Linked DNA regions of Homo sapiens: region 1 is linked to region 2. Evidence: chromatin loops called from intact Hi-C (ENCODE). Cell type or tissue: dorsolateral prefrontal cortex. All regions are shown on one strand.

Region 1 (8,000 bases), 160 kb after region 2:
TCTCAGGAGGAAATGTGGCAGAAACAGAAACTCTGGACAGTGTAGAGGATGGCTGTTAATGAAACAGATTTCAGAGTTAAAAATCAAAACCCTTTCCAATTTTCTAAGAGTAAATGAATATTTCAAGAAAGCCTTGCTGCTTCTACATAGGGGACCAAATTTTTAGTTTTGCATTAGTATATCTTTAATATCGAATCTTAATCTTTAGAAAGACACAAATCTCTTTTATAGCCAATTTGATCACATGCAGAATTTTCTTTCATAAAGTCACTCTTCATCAACTTTTTTCATGACTTACTCAGACCTTTGATAACATGCTTAGCCTTTCTGTCTTGTCCAAGTATTTCCTATTTCTTAAATAACCAGTCATTTTACTTTAGGACAAAAATGGATCACATAAGTTGTTCTTATAAAAACTATTCTGTTTTGTTTTTAACCTTCCTTACCAAAAACACATTCTCAACCCATAACTTTATTCACATCTCTCTCTTACTTACTGGTTCCTTTCTATCTTGTTTCTATTTTTTTCTAAATCTATATTTTGAAACACCTTTAAGTACATCCAAATTAGACAAAATTATTTTTTGTCAATAAAGAACACATTTGTATGCCTTTCTTATAATTTTTCTCATCAATAATACATTATTTTTGATATATTTTATATACATTAATTAGAATTGTTATTATAAATTAATTTCTATTTTTAACTAGAAATTTAACTCTTAGTAACCTTAAATTTAACAAGTAATTTGAACTGTCACTTATTAGTATTTAATAGATGAGAACCAGCTTATTTATTAAAGATTTACTTAAGTCACTGAGCTAAAAGACACTTGGGTTAATTAGTATATAATTTGTATGAGTACTCATTTATTGAAGCCAATCTGAATAGAATTTCTTAGGGGATTTTTGGCCAACTATGCCAATACATGTACATATGTATAAATGTACCTGAACATATATAGACATACTCAAAAGCCTTATAGATTTCATTTTGGAATTTTAATTATAAAGTAGTAATACAAACTCACTGGTTTGTGAAAGATAATTAGATTTTAATTATAAAGTAGTAATACAAACTCACTGGTTTATGAAAGATAATTAGATCCAAATTACATTTCTGACAAAATTGGGCCCCTATATGTAATTAAGGCTGTGGAACAAAATTTGGGGTAAAGTAGCCTGTAGAATGCAGATCACGTAAAATATTAAATTTGACACACAGAAAACCAAAAGTAAATTCCCTAGAAAAGACATGTCTAACGAACAGAATGTAAATTCCGTAGAAACTCGGGTCCTCAAACCACAAAGACATTTGTCTTTAAACCAGGAAAGACTTGCCAGAAAAGACAAAAGGTCTTCTGTCATCCCAGGAGAGATGTAAGGTCCTTTATTTACCAGATCCAGAATAAAGTCAAGAGGTTCTACCTTGATTTTAGAGGGAGAGAGAGTCTTGGCCTGACAAAAGGTGTGCCGTGGAAGCAGAGAGCTCCAGGGGCTCATATGAGTACTGCACACCAGTTCTAAGCATCACAAACTGTGTCCAAAAGTAATCCTATTCAAGGTCCTACCTCTGGACACTCTTCATGTCAACCTAAATAACAAACAGAGAGGGGCTCTCTAAAAGAAAATAATGTTTATTTGGGAATAGGGTATTGGAACAGGAGTCCACAGGTCATAGTAAATTGTTTGCATATTCAGGAAGGTAAAGGAAGACAATGGGTGTTAAAGAAAAAATGAGGAGGATTACATAATTGTTTTGAAATAATTATCCTTGCCTATAAGGATCCATAACAAGGGTGGTGGCAGCCCGAGGTTGGACAAGTAGTTGCTGGGCAGATGTCCTCAGAGAAGTATTTTTGTGTGTGTGTAAGGTTGCAGTGGCCTTTGTGCAGAGTTGTGGTTTTTGCAGAGTCTTCTGTGACAGTTTTGCTATTATGTATACAAGCATGAGAACCCTCCCTTCACAGCCTTCCCTGGCTCTATTTGTCAGGGTTTTTTTATTTTTTTGTTTTTTTTAAAAAAAACAAAAAAACAGTGACTCCATTTTGATTCTGACAACTTTCATTGTCAGAACTGAATTGTTTCTTTATCTGTAAGGTCTGTTCTCCATCTCTTTTTCTCCCCTTATAATTTATCAAATAAAACTTTTTTATACTTTTGCATTTTCTATGTTTGGAGTTTACTGATTCCATCCCCTTGCTGGAGTTGAACATGTTTTTCTATTTTCTATAAATTGATAATTAGAGCTATAGGTGTGATCAGATTCAGGTTATTTCCCACCAATCCCCATCCCTGTTCTTTTTTTGCTGCTGCTGCTGCAAGAATCGTTCATAATATGTATACTTCTAATAAGAGACACTCACTCCCTAATTTCCTTCCTTGTCATCCTAGTTTGTTTCCTTTTCTTTCTTCCCTTCCTTCCCCTCCCATCTCTTTTTTTCATCTTCCTCTTTCCCTCCCTTCCTCCCTTCCTTCCATTTTTCCTTCCTTCCTTCTGACCGTCCATCTGTTGTTCCTTCCTCCTTCCCTCCTTCCTTCCAAGAGCCAATGCTTCCTTGCTGCCTTGTCATCCTACATGTGGCTAAACAAGACAGATGATTTCTTAAATTTATCGTCCCTCTCTCCCAAATTTGCAAGAGTTTGGGATCCTCTTAAGTTTTAAGACATCCCCAAGAAAATTCCTCACTTGTTTTCTCCATTTTATACCCTGGCACTTGAAGTTTTCTTCCTATAGTCTGAAGACTTCTTAAAATGTAGAGCCTGATCTTGTTCTCCATTCTATTCCTAGTGCCTAAGATAGTGCCAAGCACACAGTAGGCATTTACTGTAATATTTGAGCTGCATCAACTGTGTCAGTTAGATCCTGGCATACTGAATGGAATAATTGAGATTATAATGGACTATTTCAAAGGTATATGTGCAGGGTTAAGAGAAACCAACAAGAAATGATAAGATGCTAAACTAGTAACAGAGCCAGCTGGTACTCCAAGGTACCAGGACAAGAGAAGGAACAAACCTAGAGGGCTCTAGGAGTGGATAACATTCCTGGAGCTGTAGCCTTGGGTGCAGGAACACTACAACCACTGCCACCCTGTGGCTCAGCAGGAAAAAGATGAGGAAATACATACACTAACCTTATTTTCTCCTACCCTCCTATCTGCTGATACCTCTTAATTCCTGAACTTACCTAGAAGCCAGTCTATAAAAGTCAGCCTCCCAGAATTCAGGAAAAAGTGAGGGGTGGAGAATGGATCTGGAGAAGCAGATGTAGAAACTGTAGTACAATGGACAAAACCTTCCCTGGAGTATAGCAGTTATTAGTTTCCCAGGAGGCTAAAACTTTGTTTCGTTGGGCTTGGACAGTGATTAAGGGATGCAGGAGCAGGGAAAAAAGAATTTGGCCTGAATATATTAAAGCAGCAGTCCATAAATCCCCTCCACTCAAATCTTTCTACAGCTACTTAGTGCCCTTCAGTTACTTTTATACAATTTCAAGTCTGCCTTTAGTGTTAATTTTAACCTGATTTAACCTATATTCCAGGAAGTGGTAAGCAATATTCAGTTGATCTGTGCCAGACCCAGCCTTTTAATTAAGAGATTATTCTGGCTGGGTGTGGTGGCTCACACCTGTAATCCCAACACTTTGGGAGACTGAGGCGGGTGGATCACGAGGTCGGGAGATCCAGACCATCCTAGCTAACACGGTGAAACCCCGTCTCTACTAAAAAAAAAAAAAAATACAAAAAAATTAGCCAGGCGTGGTGGCACGTGCCTGTAGTCCCAGCTACTCGGAAGGCTGAGGCAGGAGAATGGCATGAACCCGGGAGGCAGAGGTTGCCGTGAGCCAAGATCGTGCCACTGCACTCCAGCCTGGTGACAGAATGAGACTCTTTATAAAAAAAAAAAAAAAAAAAAAATTATTCTGACACTATGACATCAACCAGAACCAGACTTAAGTATAAATGTCTATCTTGTTTTGAAAGTCTGAAAAAGGTCTCGTTTTTCTTGGTTTCAACTGACTTGATAATTGATTCTCAGACATATAGAATGTACATCTAGGGGATATTTGATGCTGGTTAATCTAGAGGCTTTAAGTACTGGATTATGTATCCAGCCAATTAAATATGTAGTTCTGAACCAAGGATGCTTATCAAAAATCACCTGTGGATTATACCCACTAGAACGACTATAATTTTAAAAAGACAAATAATAAGTTTTAATGAGGATGTGGAAAACCTGGAACCCTCATACACTGCTGGTAGGAGTGTAAAATAGTGTCGCTACTGTGAAAAACAGTCTGACAATTCCTCAAATGGCTAAATACAGAGTTATTGCATAACTCAGCATCTGCATTCCTAGGAATATAACCAAGAAAAATGAAAGCATATATTCATACAAAAACTTATATGCAAATGTTCATAGGAGTATTATTCATAACAGCCAAAAAGCAGAAACAACCCAAATGTCTGTCAATTGATGAATGGAAAAATAAAATGTAGTATAATCATACAATGGAATAAAAGGAATTTGATTAAAAAGAAATTAAATGAAATACTGGTATATGTTACAACATGGATGAATCTTGAAAAAAGTGGAAGGAGACCATCACAAAAGACCACATATTATGATTCCATGTATGTGAAGTGTTCAGAATAGGCCTATCTTTAGAGAAGGAAAGTAGATTACTGGTTGCCAAAGGATGGGAATTTGGGGGGTAATAGTTAAAAGAAAACTTTCTTTTGTGGGTAATGAAAGTGTTCTAAGACTGTGGTGATAGATGTACAATTCTGAATATACTAAAAACCACTAAATTGTATATGTTTAAATAGAAGAATTATATCAGAATTTTGTCCCATAAAGCTAATTTTTTAAATCACTTGTGGAGCTTTGTGAAAATACAGCTGGTGAAACCCCAGCTTTGACTTCCTGAATTTGTTTTTACAAGTGATTGAATGTGTACTCTAATATAAGAACCATTGAATTACAGCTATTTTTAATCTTTCAAGAAGAGTCTCTGTGATAGTAATGAAGACCCTTACTTTCTCTGACATAAAATATGTTGCTGTTTTAGAGAACGTGGGATATAGTATATCTCATACTTAATTACTGTAAATTGCATGTAACTTTTTTTAAATCACCAGGTTGTTGCTTAGAATATGCTACCATGTTGGATAAAGAAGCCAAACCATACAAAGTTGATCCTTTTGTAATTATCATTAAGTTTCTGTTGGGGTAAGTTTTATTATCTGTGATAATGATTTTAATTGTGTTTTACATGTAACATTATATTTGGTTCCATAATGCAATATAAATTTTCATACAGATTTGGCAGTTGACTTGTTTCATTAAATGAGGTTTTTTTTTTCTCTTAGGCAAAGGTCTAATAAGTATATCAATGTCTACTTCAATAGTATCATTTCAAAAGTAATTATTCACTTTATGTATATCAGTCTAAACTTAGACTGCCTTTAATGTTTGTAAATAGGTGTATATGGTCCATGATCTGTGAGTATCCTAGATTCAAACGCAAATCATTACAGGGTATTGATGAAACAGTGCCTCTCTGATCACTTTTAAAAGTATATTTTAGACCTCTCTACCCTAGTTAACATTCCATTCTTAATTTAGTCACATTTTCAGATTTTTGGTTAAGCATCAATATGTAGATCTTTTTTTCCATCATTACAACTAACTTGGCTTTCTAAAAAAAAAAAAAAAAAGAACATATTACTTTCTACTAGTATCAATATAGATTAGTAAAGCTATACTGAAATGCAGATCTTCAAAGATCAGTAGGCTCACTTGGAAAATAAATGACTTGTTCCATACAAAGAATTAAAAATTTGTTTTTCAGTATAATTATAAATTAAGTATCATGGAACTTTAGAGACTCTCTTGAATAGTCAGACACCTCAAATATTAAGTCCTTAAATTTCAGTTGTTGGGTTTTTTGCTTTTATATTTTCTTTTCTCCACAGGTATAAATGGTTTAAAGAATTGTGGGATGTATTATTGTTACCAGAATTAGATGCCGTCATTTTAACTTGTCAGAGTATGTGTTTCCCCCTGATATCCTTGATTCTCTTTCTGTTTGGAACGTGTACTGCCTACTGGAGTGGCCTACTGTCTTCTGCATCTGTGAGACTTCTTTCTTCATTGTGGCTAGCTTTGAAAAGGTAAAGAATGAATGATTAACAGCTTTCTTATTGCTTTAAGAAGAAATATATATTCTGATAAGGAACCTGAAATTAATTATTTTTACTAAACTATTTTCTAAGGAAAAATATATAACTAGCGAAAGTATGGGTTAGTGTTCAAAGTTATGTCTGTGAAAGCTAATCATTTATTAAGAGTTAAATGTTACATTTGATTTTGACCTTAGCGCTCAAGAGTTAATAAGAAAAGTTTGACAAATTACGCAGATAGTTTTACATTTCGTGGTTGTGAATCTTTCCCAGGAGGGATTGTTTCTCCCATAATATTGCTTTTATATGCTGACTTCTATATTGAAACCAGGGGGCAAGAGACTGTAAACCAGATATTAGGATCAGATTAGATGAGATATATAAAAGCTCCAAAAACATTGCCTAGAGTTTTATTATGGGCCCAATGACACAGTTTGAATCTGAAGTTACTGGTAGGCTTTCCTGGTAAATCATCAATCTAGTGCCCATTGCCACTCCTCCTTACCAGACATGTCATGTGATTTCCTGTCACAGAGGGGATTATGGTGGGTGTGATGCTTCTTCCTCCACCCTTCTGAGATGCTTCAGATAGGGGTTCTGATAGTAACACCATCAAGGGTCTGAGTGGTCTCTAGGCTTTAAGAAATAGAACATAGTTTCTCCTCCTGTCAAGACTGGAGATGTATGGCACAGAGTGTATAATTAATGATTATCTTTGGTAACATTTTTTCACCTGTAGTACAAGTATCAGCTATAGTATTATCAAAATGGTAGAGGAGTTATCACAATACATTACAGAACTTAAAATCAAATATTTGGGACCACTTGCCTTTATTTAAAAAATACCTTGTTGTTTACCTTATGTATTTGCATATAAGCAAGAGAGACTGGGAGGGTACTATATTGTTTTCTTCTTATATGTGACTATATAAATATTTGTTAATATATATTTTAAACTTTATTCTTATAATTCCAGACCCTCTGAACTTCCTAAAGATATCAAGATGATATCACCAGACTTGCCCTTTTTGACAATTGTCTTGATCATAGTTAGTTGGACAACTTGTGGAGCACTAGCCATACTTCTTTCTTATCTTTACTATGTGTTTAAGGTATGTCAAATCAGTAAAGCCAAAATGATTGAGCTTTGTATTAGGCACATACATGTAGGATGTTCCGTAGGCATTGTTAACAAAAATTCTCATAAACACTGTAGTAACCCTCTGTTACATAACGGGTTTGAATGTAATTAGTTATTTAAATTACATACAATTAACTGGAAAAGGGAAATTATTGATCTAAGTTGGGGTTTTTTTGTTGTTAAAAAGGAAAGGGAAAGGAGAAGATATAATCTGTTTCTGCTTGCTTCTTAGTCTTTACAAGTGTTAAATTTTTTTTTTTTTTTAACATTTCACTAGGGCAGTTTATATTCACACCTCTTTTTGAACATGGGTAAGAGACGAAACAAAAAGTGATGTCAGTAGGATCAAGCTATTAATCATACTAAGATAATATAAAATGTTACAAATGTTGCTGAAGGATCAGAAGATGACAATAAAAATAATTAGGCTAATATTTTTACTGAAGAAGTGAAAAACGTGTCTGATAAAGCTGACAGCTTTGCAAAGAAAAAAAAAAAAATCCAGGAGGTAATACAAGTGTATTCTCTCCATGTTATTCTTAGGAACAGACAGTTGACATCAGAGTGGATAATTCTTTTTTTCCTTAAAAATGAAATTTTTAAAAGTGTAAATACATGCATATCATATATTATTTTCAGTTTTCCAAAGGAAATTTATATGCTTCTTAAAA
Region 2 (8,000 bases):
CTCACACTTCCACTCCCTTCTCTCCCTTCTTCCTTCTTTTTAAAGGGGTTGGAGGCAGGGTAGATACAGTATGATTATATGGAATTGGGTGACTCAGAGGAACAAAAAGGGGAGCTGACTAGTGGGGAGAGATTATTAGTCCCATGACAGGAGATAAGAAAGGACCCCAAGTGTAAGAAAAAACCCTCAACACAGGAACTAGAAAAGGAAGGTGGGGATCAATGCACCCTGCTAGGAAGAAGGGGGAAGACAGATTAACACAGAGGCACTCTGCCTGGAAACTACCTTGAGCTGGAAGCCGAGGGGGATCCAGCGGCAACAATGGAAAACCACTGATTTGAAGTCCAAATAAATGTCACTTGGGGCCAGGCACGGTGGCTCATGCCTGTAATCCCAGCACTTTGGGAGGCCAAGGCAGTCAGATTGCTTGAGCCCAGAAGTTCAAGACCAGCCTAGGCAACATGGTGAAACCCCATCTCTACTAAAAATGCAAAAATTAGCGGGTGTGGTGGTGCATGCCTATAATCCCAGCTACTCGGGAGGCAGAATAATCACTTGAACTCGGGAGGCGGAGGTTGCAGTGAGCCAAGATCATATCATTGCACTCCAGCCTGGACGACAGAGTGAGATTCTGTCTCAGAAGGTCACTTGGTGGCTCATGCCTGTAATCCCAGCACTTTGGGAGGCCGAGGCTGGCGGATCACCTGGGGCTAGGAATTCGAGACCAGCCTGGCCAAGATGGTGAGACCCTGTCTCTACTAAAAATGCAAAAATTAGCCAGGCATGGTGGTGCATGCCTGTAATCCCAGCTACTCAGGAGGCTGAGGCAGGAGAATAGCTTGAACCTGGGAGGTGGAGATTGCAATGAGATGACATCGCCCCACTGCACTCCAGCCTGGCGACAGAGCAAGACTCCATCTCAAAAAAAAGAAAAAGTCATTTGGAAGAGATATGTGTAGTGTTGTTCTGTTAAAAGACTGTCCACTGTTTTCTTTTTCAGTAATTAATGGTCACACACTGTGTTTACGGCTGTTGCTAGAAATTGCAGACAACCCGGAGGCGGTCGATGTGAAAGATGCCAAAGGACAGTAAGTGCGCTCACACGTGGCCTTGGGTTGACATTTCAATCACAGCAGCTACCTGGTTGGTTTCTTAAATCATTACAAGGCTGACTGCGGAACCGAGAAATTGGAGGAATATATTTGGACCAGGACCAATACACAATGAGGTGGCTTTAAGTCACAGTGCGTATATCCAAGAAAAGCATGAAGGAGTGGGTGTGCACATGTCTTGATGAAAGGATCACCTTTTTAAGGGCTGTGGCCATGTTTCCCGGCTCTTATTTATATTCTCTCCTTTGTTCCCTCTTTCCGCCCATTTTTACCTTCTTCTGAAGCTGCTACACCATTGCCATTTTCTAATTAATAAATAGGACAGACCTCATGAGGTTATCTCTATTATTAAAATCCTTCAGATGCCTTTTCTTCCTCAACTTTGCTTTTTCAAAGTAATTTCCTTCTGTTGGCATATTCCCCACCTAATCTTCTCTTACAAATAGGAAATGCAGAGCAAAAGTCAGCAGTGACTAGCCCCAGGCATGTGAATCAGTGTGATAGTCAGAATCTCACCTCCCTCTTGCATCACAACACTTCATTCTTTCCCGGAGACTTGACAGACTTTTCTTTAGGGAAAGAAGCTTTGTGTAAATGAAATCTTTAGCAGAAGTCCAACATAGAATACTACAAAGTAGAGCTGCTCTGATGGAAGCAAGAGGGGCTTCTGCATACACATACTCCCCGCCCTTGATATCTAGTAAATGCTACATGGATCTGAAAATGATGGGATTAACATGAATATTTTGAAAAGGAAGCTTCCCCTGCCTCATCCCTAGGGATCATTCCACTAACAACATTCCATGTGGCCATTAGAGCAGAGGCAGATAGCTTGTTCTGCATATTGTATAGCAAACTGGGGACACTTAGAAAATATTAAGAAATTGTCAAAAGGAGAGGGGAAGAGAATGGGAGAAAGAGAATGTCTTCCTACTGGTAGTGATGAATATTTTTTTAAATCTCCTTTTTAAAAGCCTGCTTTATCTCTCTGCCTAGAACACCACTGATGCTTGCAGTAGCATATGGACATATTGACGCTGTTTCATTGTTACTTGAAAAGGAAGCCAACGTAGACACTGTTGACATCCTAGGATGCACAGCTTTACACAGAGGGGTATGTACATCTTTCTCAGCTCTAGTCAAGCAATTTTTTTAATGAGCTTGTTTTCTTTTTTAGCAAACAATTACAAAGGGCCTACTTTGATTGGATTTTTAGCAAAAAATGTTTAGCAAAAATTGTTTCCTAATACAACCAATTAACCTTATTCAGTCCAAAAGAAATTACAAAATCCTTGGCAAAGGCAAAATAATGGAAGGTTTTGCTCTTAAGATTTCATGTTAGATTGTGATAATAGATGCATGAACACCTACTGCTGGTGAAATTGGTTCTGCTTTCTGACTACAAAATACAAGTATATCATAGAAAATTTGCAGAATATTTTTTTTTAAAGCCCAGAGAAGAAAATCACAATCACCAGTAATCATACCTCCTGGAGATAACCACTATTTGATGTATATTATCTCCAATCTTTTTTCTATATATAGATTTGTTTTAGATTTTAAAAAGAGAATACTGAAGATATCATTTGGATTCTGCTTTTTTCTCTTAGTATATCAAGGATCTTTTTTCATTTCATTTTTTTCTGCATCATGATTTTTAATGCCTCATTGTGTTCAAGTGTCATAGTTTATTTCAATGATTACCTGGTTTTCAGTAGTTATGCAATTTCTAATTGTTTGTCCTTACAAATAATGCCAAAATATGTATCCTGTGGGCAATTATTTGCACACATCTGTTGAAGTGTTTGGTTTTTTTTTTTTAATCTCACTCTTATCACCCAGGCTGGAGTGTAGTGGCACAATCTCAGCTCACTGCAACCTCCACCTCCCAGGCTCAATGATCCTCCCACCTCAACTCCCCCCAGTAACTGGGACCACAGGTGCATGCCAGCATGCCCAGCTAATTTTTGTATTTTCTGTTGAGATGGGGTTTTGCCATGTTGCCCAGGCAGGTCTCAAACTGCTGGGCTCAAGTGATCCTCCTGCCTCCACCTCACAAAGTGCTGGGATTACAGGCATTAGCCACTTGCACCCTCTGAACTGTTTTTTAAAGCATGCCAAATAAACTAAGTAAACACAAGCAGAAATCATAAAATTGCTATTTTGGGCTGGTACCAAGTACACTGATAAATGAAGAGAAGAGGAACGCTATGTGATCATTGTCACAGTCATAGTTTTTATTTCTCAGTTGCTTCCTGTGTGCTGTACAACAAGCTGAGAGCCTTTGCATCTGTTATCTCAGTCCTCACAACGTCCTCTGAAGTTGTTATTACTATTCTTATATATAGGTGAATAGAGTGAGGGATGGAGAGGCGAACTGACCTGTCACAGGGGTGCCAAGATTTCACTTAGATCTTCCTGATTCTAAAACTCATGTTTACTGCTGCATCATGATATCTTTCTTTCTTTCTTTTTGAGATGGAGTCTTGCTCTGTCGCCCAGGCCGTAGTGCAGTGGCGCAATGTGGGCTCACTGCAAGCTCTGCCTCCCAGGTTCACGCCATTCTCCTGCCTCAGCCTCCCAAGTAGCTGGGACTACAGGGACCCACGACCATGCCAGGCTAATTTTTCGTATTTTTTTTAGTAGAGATGGGGTTTCACCATGTTAGCCAGGATGGTCTCGATCTCCTGACCTAGTGATCCTCCTGCCTCGGCCTCCCAAAGTGCTGGGATTACAGGCGTGAGCCACCACGCCCGGCCGCATCATGATATCTTTCACAGTTGTCAGGAGAGGCAAGAGATATTTCGAAAATGCTGATGTTCACAGATTTTTCTGTTATGAATTTTGCTGAGGTTGTCCTGCCTTCTGCCCTTGAAATAGGACAGAGTCTGCCTTCCTTAAAGACCCAGGCATATGTCCACTTGCTCTAAGCCCAGCCTCACTTAGCCAACTGCTTTGCTTCCTTAGTCTTCTGAGGTTTGTTTTGTGTTTTTAATTACAATGCATCAGATTATGACAGGACACGAGGAATGTGTGCAAATGCTGCTGGAACAAGAAGTGTCAATTCTCTGTAAAGATTCCAGAGGGAGGACGCCCTTGCACTATGCAGCTGCTCGTGGCCACGCCACGTGGCTGAGCGAGCTGCTCCAAATGGCTCTTTCTGAGGAGGACTGTTGTTTCAAAGATAACCAAGGCTACACGCCGCTGCACTGGGCTTGTTACAATGGTGAGTTGCTTATCATTTGACTGATTCCACTAGACTTCCTACCCCAGGACCACTGTGAGCTCAGTGGAGGTGAGAGCCTTATGTAATTCTGCAAACCATGGTTTCTAATCTTTCTGCATCCAAGATATCTTTTTTGTGTATTTTGTTTGTTTTTTTAATAGTTCTCACCCCTCCACAGCTGCTGTGATGCCTTAACTGAGTAAAAGTTCACTTTCCCCTTTTAGTTAATCATTAACACTTAACCGTAATCAGAACCGATAAGCTTAAATGACCAATTTTATTCAGGGTTTCTGATCTATATAATATAACCAGGATCCCACAAGGGATTAAAATAATAAAACTAATACCAAATATATGTATATAATTTAATAACCTGTCACAATTGATTACTAGTAGATGCATGGTTCATCTTTTGGTGTTTGTTGTGTTTCATATTCCTTATTTATTTTGTTGTACTTATTATTTGGGAGATTTTTAAATTTGTATTTCACTTAATTTAAAAATGCATCCTAATTATACCAATTCCAAAGTACAGAAATATCTGAAGTAAAATTGTTTCCATTTCTAAACCTACTTTCTAATGTAATTTTGTGTGCATCTTTCATAATTTTTCCTTTGAAAATATAAATAATTATAAATTAATGTGTATATTTTTTGAAACTGGAATTATAGAACAAATAGCAGCCATTCTATAATTTTTTGTTGGTGTTTAAATTGTATTGCAGATATTCTTACAAGTCAATATGTATCAATATGGATTGATCTTATAATGGTTGTATATTATTTCATAGCAATATGTATACCAGAACTTATTATTTATTCAACCAGGTTTCTGTGGATTGACATTCAGATTTCTTTTTTCCTATTACAAGCAATGCAGCAATGTGCATGTCCATATTATGGTACCATAAATTCTCTCAGATAAGTTTCCAGAAATAAAATTATTGAGTAAGGGGGTTTGTGTATTTTTTAATTTTAATAAATTATACCATATTATTTTGCAAAAAGGATATCAAAATTTATTATTTCACCAAACATTTGTATAAAAGTTAGTGTTTTTCCTCATGCTTGCCAACCCAGAATAACACCTTTTTAAATTTTTGTCGATTTGAGAGGCAAAAGGTATCTTCTTGTTTCAATTTGCATTTCCCTATCTAATAGTACCCTGGCTATTTGTATTTCTTCTTCTAGAAATTACTTTTTCCATCCACTGTTCACTTTTTTCCTATTGAGCTATTTATCTTTTCTCGTATGCTTGTGGGAGCACCTTGTCTTGGTGATAAGAATGTGATATGAATGAATGTTTAATGATATGAATGTCTTAGAAATATGAATATTTTTGTTCCTTGTTTAGGATGTTTTTTTCCACTTAGAGATTTTGAGCTTTTATGTACTTGAATCAGTTACAGAGATACATTTCTATTATATTTTCAACAAATATGTATTGAATAACTACAATGGCAGCTACTGTTTAGATACTTGAAATATGTCAATGAACAAAACCAAGATCCTATCAGATTTTGTATGGTTTCCAGGTTTCCAGTCTCTCTTCAAAAGGTCTCCTACCCCTAAGATTATATGGATATTTTCCCATGTATTTTTTACTTTGCTTCTATAATTTTCTTTTTACATTTTCAATTAGTCAATTAAAATTTTAATTTAGAAACCATTAATAGTTCCACAAAAGGCGTTTGTGTGTGTGTGTGTGTGTTCTAATTATATCAATTTAAGACCTCTTACTGTGTTTTCACTACGGTCCTCTTTTTTCATTCATTCTGCTCAGTAAGAGCCAAATTTTCTATTTCCTCAACTTGGTTTTGTTCCCTTCCTGCCATTGGAGGATTGTGATTTTTTTTTTTAACCTACTAATGGGTGACCCCCATCTGGGTCAAGCTGTGGGAGCTCTCTGGCACTGGAGAACCTACAAGAGGAGAAGGATGCAGTGAGAGTGCTGATTATAATGGCGGGCCGCAAACCTGACACAGACCAGATCCTCTCTTCAGGGCTCAGGGTGAGAGGTGTCTGTGTTCCTAGCCTCTCCAGGTACAGGCAGGGGAGGAGGAGCAGTCTCCTCCTAAGCCGTTCACCCTTTCAGTGCAGCCTTTGTCCAGGACTGAGTTTCAAGCTCCCATCTTCCCAGACTCCTTTTTACTAGGCACTTTGAAATATTGAAAGGAGCTCAGTCATCTCCAGTCCTACCTGTACAGACTCTTAAATTGGGATTCATATAGTCCCCACTTAAGGAATGCTATGTGTGGATGCTACCCTAAGCTAGATCCTTTGGAAGACTTGAGGTGTCTGGGACTATTTCAATGACGGTTCCATGTAGTTAGTTGGAAGGCTAAATCATACAACTTTCCTAGAGCTGCTGGCTTTTTTTTTTCTAGGGGTGTATGGAGTCTTACTCTGTCACCCAGGCTTGTGGCGTGATTTCGGCTCACCACAACCTTTGCCTCCTGGGTTCAAGCGATTCTCCTGCCTCAGCCTCCCGAGTAGCTGGAACTACAGACAGGCACCACCACACATCTTTTTTTTTTTTTGGTATTTTTAGGAGAGATGGGGTTTCGCCATGTTGGCCAGGCTGGTCTTGAACTCCTGACCTCAAGTAATTCGCCCGCCTCGACCTCCCAAAATGCTGGGATTACAGGCATGAGCCACCATGCCCAGCCACTGCCAGTTTTTTATATTTATTACTTCATAAGCTTTTTAATCTGTCTAAAAGCAATATTGCCTATTCTCTTTTTAGATATAAGAAAAGTTTGATTTGTATTTTAATATTTCAAATTGTCCCATCTACATCATTCTGAGGTAGATCATAAGGGAACTTTCACTAACTTAGCACTGAGTTCAACCAAGAAGAGGTTTCAGGACAATCTGTGTTGCAAAGCAAAATGGCAATGCCTTCCCACATTAGAATTGAGAACCACAGAGACTTTGTCGTTGTTTTTTGTTTTTTGTTTTAACCAGGTCTGTAATGAGGGAATGCTTAGTCAGGCTGGGGAACCATCACCCTTCTTCCTGGGAGACAATACCAGGCAGCAAGATCTGTCTTACAATTGTATAGAACGTCACAAACCACACTGAGGCCCTTTATTGAGTAAAGTTCTCACCATCCTGTGACATAGGTAGGGCAGGTATTCCTAGTCCAGTTTTGAATATGTGAGAAACTGAGGCTCAGAGATCCCAAGTAAATTGCCTCAGATCACATAACAAGTAAGCTGACAGCTAGGACCTTACTTAACTTGAATTCAGTTGATTTGGAAACTACCTACCATTTTGTTGAAAATAATTTCACATATTCATTCATCTACTTATTTGAATAGTGCTTACTGAATGCCCATGATGTGCCAAGAACTGTTCTTGGGGGCAGTTAAAACACATATAGTATTTTATAGTCAATTTTCACATGCATTATCTCAAATACTGTTTTCTCCTAATCACAGTTTCGCCTCTCCACTAGAATGCATAATGTAAGTGGAAGTATTTGTATGGGTGAAAGGTACATTTCCTCTTATAAATGTGGACAAATTGAAGCATGCCTGTGTGAGGCATCTATCTTTCAAGAGCTGAGAATAAAACAGAATATATTCTGCTTGCAAATGAGTCATCTTCTCTGTCTCTCTTCACCAGACCATATGACCTTCATTGTTTTATTTGTTCAT

The links. Hi-C counts contacts between places; a loop is a spot of excess contacts. Peaks named below come from ENCODE experiments on the same cell type or tissue, not always from the same donor. Only the 100,000 strongest peaks of a DNase experiment are listed, where the experiment ranks them.
Region 1: a loop joins it to region 2, with 4 times the contacts of the local background. A loop is called at or near these places in 9 of 110 quality-filtered maps.

Annotation. Positions count from the first base shown.
Region 1 is chr2:196,845,182-196,853,181 of GRCh38, reverse strand. PGAP1 (post-GPI attachment to proteins inositol deacylase 1) reads left to right here. Exons shown (of 27, transcript NM_024989.4): 21 at 5,145-5,235; 22 at 5,982-6,179; 23 at 7,165-7,300. Among named protein-coding and RNA genes, the nearest start is that of C2orf66, 40 kb to the right of the region's middle. In dorsolateral prefrontal cortex, a CTCF peak has its summit at 3,107 (motif pointing left); no DNase peak of the experiment used is centred here.
Region 2 is chr2:197,002,032-197,010,031 of GRCh38, reverse strand. It overlaps ANKRD44 (ankyrin repeat domain 44), which reads left to right. Exons shown (of 28, transcript NM_001195144.2): 19 at 1,001-1,088; 20 at 2,109-2,226; 21 at 4,122-4,338. Among named protein-coding and RNA genes, the nearest start is that of PGAP1, 79 kb to the right of the region's middle. In dorsolateral prefrontal cortex, no CTCF peak of the experiment used is centred here; a DNase peak (open chromatin) is centred at 4,261; H3K4me3 peaks cover 710 bases; H3K27ac peaks cover 2,400 bases.